2 separate regions of the Homo sapiens genome follow, and region 2 is linked to region 1. Evidence: chromatin loops called from intact Hi-C (ENCODE). Cell type or tissue: IMR-90. All regions are shown on one strand. Each heading gives the region's core, and the rest is flanking DNA. Links, peaks and the distances in the headings are about the cores only. Region 1 overlaps MIR100HG (mir-100-let-7a-2-mir-125b-1 cluster host gene). Region 2 overlaps SORL1 (sortilin related receptor 1).

Region 1 (2,802 bases), core at 52-2,551:
AAAAACTCAAGTAGGCAACATGTAAAGCAACAGACAACTATATGCACATTAGTATAATTACACATTGCAAATTATATCGGATGTATCTAATATCTAATTTTTTGAAAGCTGATTCCACTTGAGACTTCAATAACAGCATCAACATTTTGCAGGTGGCTCCTTCTGTATAGTATCCAAAGGGAATTATTCCTCTAATGTGCTTACAACCCTCAAGTAAAAGCTAAAGCTCTCTCTTAAAGGACCAATGAACAATGAACACTAGGAATATTACCTTGATAAAGGAAGGGGGGAGGGTTTCACCATACATAATATTCAGCACGGTTATTTATTCTCTTCCTTCTGTGCCCATGATATTTATTTGCTTCAAGCAATAAGAAACAAACTTAAACAGGAGACTCATTAGAAAATGTGAACGAGGCTACATCTATATTTTGAGGCAGCGATATAAGAAGCTAAGGGTTGATAATTTCTTAGATCACTCGATAATAGAGAAATGTTCAACAGAATGGCAGGTTATATCTTTGACTGAAAACAGAAAGCCCTACATTAAATTCAGCACTTCTAAAACATAGGATTAATTTGTCCTAAAGAGGACACCAGATCAAAGCTCTGCTTTGAGAAACAGGCTTTTGTCCTCATCTTTCTATATGAGTTAATCAATCATCAAATAACCAAAATAAATTTGTGATCTTGGAGAACGAAGCATATTATTCAAGGTGATTGGATCCATTTTCTTGATTCCTCCTTCAAGATCTTTCGGCTAATTAGTCAGGGTTACTATAGAATTATTTAATTATCTGCACTTTTGTGCAATAAAATATGTTGTCATATCACATACTTTATCATGCTGTTGCAGTTCACACTTAATGATGCCTCTATAGTTAGCTGTTTCCTTTGTTCTGCTCAGTAAGTGGTTTTAGAAAGAGGGTGGGCCGGGAAGGTGGAGCCCTGGGGTTTGTAAAATAAAATCATATATTCCTGGTCTACATGCCAAACTTTATGCATTTAAATGAATTTCTTCTTAGAAATTAAGTGGCAATTCCATTCGTAATAAGCTAAGAGGCACAGGTCGGTGACTTGGAATGCAACCGCAACAGTGTTACTATACCTTGAACATCTCTCTAGTGCATTTCCACTGCAGTGCAATGGTAAAACGACGATTTAATTTTTTTTTTTTTTTTCTAATCAGCAAGGAATGTCTTTAACAAGGAAGAAGTAAATTATGATAATTACTCTGAATGGTCGGATCCTTGAGCATTACTAATTAGCATTTATTGCCTGGATTATAGAACAATACATGTGAAACCGAACTGCGATTGCTCTTTTACGTTGAAGACTTGAAAAGGCAATGGAGCAAAAAGCCAGCATCATCGGTAGTGTAGTCAGTAGTTTACATCTCCTTGATAGGACGCAGAACCCCTCACTTTGGAAACACGCAAATATGGTCCTCAGTATTTATGGCCCATTCATTTTTTTTTTGTTAGTCACATATTTACATAAGATATCATAGTCATGGTAGACTAATGAGAGGAGAAGCATTTTGGTTATGTCATTTCGGGATAATTTTATCAGTTGTGAGAGTTTAACAATAAAGAACATAAAACTTGCTGTTTCATAAAAATATGAAATTTTCCTGGAGAAATTTTGACTTAATAAAGGAACAAAGAACTCAGTTTGTAGTGAATAAAATTTTACATTCACTTCCCCACTTTCTCATAGAAGATCTACAGTTGGGGATAACCGATAAGAGGCAATTGGTTTCTGGCTTAAGAGCCTTTTTCATTAGGAATTTTCGGTAAATTAAAGTCTGAAATTAGAAAAACATTAGACATTAATCAACAGACCAACACCAGTCACGTAAATAAATGGCATTCGTATAATTTGGCAGCTGAAATTCTTAAATAATCTGGCAGGTACAAGGAGAGAAAGAGGAAAAATGAACCGTTCATCATTCTCACTGCGGTCTCACCGTTTCCCTCCACACCCCATTACAGCGAATGAAGAGAAAGAACATCGTAAAATATAAAGCCGGTACTAAATACAGTCACTAGTCTTCCAATACCTTCCATGGATTCCCCACCCTGATCCTTTCTAGTTTGAAAGAATAACTTTGACTAAATCTGTGAGGAGATAAAACAGGCTGGTGATAAAAATTAATTCTGCTGAATGAGCAAATGCATTTGGATTGCAGAGATGCAAATAAGATAATACTTTTCTTTTCCTTTGACATACCAAGAGGATTACTTTAGAATGTTAAATTTGATTTTATTAGAATATATTAGCAGTGTTTTAATTAATACCAATCAAACATTTTCTTTCCCTGAGGCTTGATGTGTTCCTCGCTTTCTAAATCATCTGTCTTTTTTTCATCAAAAAGCCCCTCTACCAAATTACCAAAGCCTTTGTTACATTCTTTATAATTTTACTGTATTCAATGGAAAATTATGAGCTCTTTACCTAAAGGTGTCTTGCCTATAGTAATATATTCCCAGGTTCTAGATTTAAAATGAATACTGTTCATTAGTACACATATTTTTTAAAGGTAGAATTAGAGACTTGAAAAGAAATATCTTCTGTATTTTTCTTTTGGGGAAAAATGTTGCAAAAGGAATTTTGGCTGGTTCATATTATTTGGCTTTTATTCTCACTAGAGCTTCCTAGAGCTGTTAAATTCCAACTGCCTTGGTTTTGAGCTGGCATTTCTTTGGAAACAGAGGCAAAAAAGGAATTTTTAAAAAGGAGGTGGGGAGAGAAACTAGTTAAAAATACGGTGAGCCAGTGTGCCCTGTGAACTGAATTGTA
Region 2 (2,802 bases), core at 231-2,730, 500 kb before region 1:
ATATTGTCTCCTGATCTGGTCTTCTTCCTTATTTTTTTGTTTAATCTTTTATAGTTTTGAAAATTCCCTTCCCCCACCCCCCCAATTTTCTAGGAGATTTACTCAACTTTATATTTCAACTCTTTGCTGAGTTTTTCATCTTTGTTGTCATGGTTTTAACTTTAAGAGCTTCTCCATTTTTACCACTGTCCCTTTTTATGGTATCCTGTTTTCTTTTTTTCTTGGATAAATAATATATTCTTTCTTTCTGAACGTATTAAGGATATTTGTTTTTGAAGTTTTCTTCTTGCAAAGCCTCTATTTCCTCCAAATGGCCTTTTTGGGGGTTAGGGCTCTGTTTGGCTTTCTGCCTTTCATGTCAAAGCCTTTTCTCAGATAGTTCTTGGTTGCTGCTTGTATTTAAGGCTGGGGACTAAAGTGCTGGTAAGTAATTCTGAGCACATGGGTGGGCTTGTCAACTTCGAGGTTCATGGCTGGGAACCATGGGGGAACTCTGAATCTTGGTTACTTCAGGGTTAGTCTCTGAAGCTGGTCATTTTCCCCAGAGAAGATTATTAGATCTCCTGCCTAGACAATAATTACCTTATTGCTAGGATCCTCGGAGAAGAGGACTGGGACTTCCATATGTAGGTTTAATCCCCCTTTTATCAGTAGGATATACTTGCTGTCAACTACGCCTATCTAAACAACTCTCTGTTTTTACTTTCTCCAAATAACAACCCTCCATTCTTCTATTGGGGTGACGTATGGGTTGGTTGCCTCGTGGGACTGATAGGAGGGGATATAAGGAATGTAGCTGCGTCTTAAACATCATTCAGTCAGTTCCCTTATTTTAACTCCTTCTTCACTTCCAGTTAGATGCCAGTTTCTGAACTTTTGGAGGACTGTGTGTTGTTGATCTGATTGGTTCTGAGCTTTCTCCTGTGACGGCTTAGGGTAGGACGCAGCCTTCGCTGGCCTCTTTAGTCACATACCGCTATCTGTCTTCTTTCCAGCTCCCAAATCTCATTATCCATGTCCTCGTGGATTTAGGTCTTTGAAAACAATCTCTTGACTGTGGCTTTAGTGGGATCCTGTGGGGAAGCAACATTAGATGTCTGTATCTACTCTGCTCTCTATCCGGAACTCGCATTTGTCTTCAGGTTCCCATTGTAATTTCTAAAGCACCGTAATCTCCTAGCATATTGATTGGTTGCTGTTATTGGCCAGCTCCCTCAATATTAAAAAGTAAATTTTAAAAATCTTTTATTTTAGCAAACGTCACTGCTGCCTCCACTCCCACCCAACTTGGGCGATGTGACCGATTTGAGTTCGAATGCCACCAACCGAAGACGTGTATTCCCAACTGGAAGCGCTGTGACGGCCACCAAGATTGCCAGGATGGCCGGGACGAGGCCAATTGCCGTGAGTAGTCAGAGAGCCCTTCACCCCCTGGGCACGTTTCTGCAGAGAGCACAGTTCTGGTGCTTCTGCTTCATTTCTGGATCAGCACACGCCTGTGTGTGAGTCTGTGTACTTGCGTAACCATGCTCTTACTGCATTCTCCACAAGCGCTTTGCCACGTGCACCCATACCATTGCGTTAGTCACCTTCTTTTTAATAAGTTGACTGCGTTTTAAATACCAGGAGCGTGTCCAATAAAAATACTTTCTGAATGACTAAGATAAATATTTTAAATAGGTTTCATAAGCATGTTTAACTCTTTAAAAACGCCCTTGGGGAAAGCCACAACTCTTCTGTATGTACATTCATTCTTCTGGAAGTATTTAGTGAGCACTTACTGGGCGTAGAAGCTGTGTTATTAGAGGGTTTGCCTCTAGCACCCCATTAAGAAAATTCATTCTCAGTCCTTAGGGTAATTATGGTTGGTGAGATAGTGTGCCGAGCCACATGGGGAATAATCACAGGGCCATCTGAGCCCAGTGTGAGGTGATGCATGCATTCTCTACGGGTTTGGAGTTGGTGGGTCCTGGTGTTTGGTCCTCTGATGAACCCAGGGAGGATCTTTGCAGTGAGTGATGGAGGGAGACACTGGCTTCTGCAAGCGTTTATCCTCATGTGACCAGTCAGCGCTTTTCAGTCCCTGGCTGCACGCTAATGCCGCCGTTGGCTGGTCTGTCCTACTGTAGCAGACTTGGGAGGGCATGGCTGGACGGTGCTTATGCAGCCCCCCACCGGCCTGCCTCTCTGACGGTTGGGTGCTGCTCTGGCTCGGGGATCCCTGCTTTGCGGGCCTCCCCTCCATCCAGTCTCCTGCTGGCTGCAGACAGCAGACGTCCTAGCCAGTCACACTCCCTTCCTTGCCAGGATAAGGGCTTCGTCCGTGCTTGCCTGATTCCTGTCCTGGTGAATGTAGAAGACGCCCCTCTCACTCTCTGCTGAGAGCCTCCCTGCCGCCAAGCCCTAACCCTAAGCAGCAAACGCCTCAGTTCCTCCACTTTGATCCCTGTTCTGGTCCCATTTTTTTTTTAATCTTAAAATAATGACTTCCTCAACCAATGAAAAACTGAGCCTCACTTGGAATCCTACCAAGTCTTACCATTTAGAGATGGAATAGAATCTGAGGTGGAGGTTAGTCATCTCTTAATTCCTCTAATTCAGTATTTACAAAATTTATGGGACTTAGCAGGATCATGTGGAAGTGCTTATAAGAGATGTGAATTTGGTGATCTCACCTCAGACCACTGAATCAAGAGCAATGGTGGAGGAGATGCTCGGGAACCCAAGCCTTTTCAGAGGTGCCCTGTCTGATTCTTAGCATCAGACAAGATTGGCAAATACTGCTCTGTCCTAAATAGTTCA

What was found. Peaks named below come from ENCODE experiments on the same cell type or tissue, not always from the same donor. Only the 100,000 strongest peaks of a DNase experiment are listed, where the experiment ranks them.
Region 2: it touches region 1 in a loop (6-fold over the local background); 5 of 110 quality-filtered maps call a loop at or near these places.

What each region holds. Positions count from the first base shown.
Region 1 is chr11:122,094,719-122,097,520 of GRCh38, forward strand. The region is part of intron 4 of MIR100HG (mir-100-let-7a-2-mir-125b-1 cluster host gene); the gene reads right to left. Among named protein-coding and RNA genes, the nearest start is that of MIR125B1, 3.7 kb to the right of the region's middle. In IMR-90, for the core only: no CTCF peak of the experiment used is centred there; a DNase peak (open chromatin) is centred at 1,433; H3K4me3 peaks cover 1,431 bases; H3K27ac peaks cover 670 bases.
Region 2 is chr11:121,594,369-121,597,170 of GRCh38, forward strand. SORL1 (sortilin related receptor 1) reads left to right here. Exons shown (of 48, transcript NM_003105.6): 32 at 1,255-1,404. Among named protein-coding and RNA genes, the nearest start is that of SORL1-AS1, 140 kb to the left of the region's middle. RefSeq lists an enhancer at 887-2,086. In IMR-90, for the core only: no CTCF peak of the experiment used is centred there; a DNase peak (open chromatin) is centred at 1,573; H3K27ac peaks cover 1,948 bases.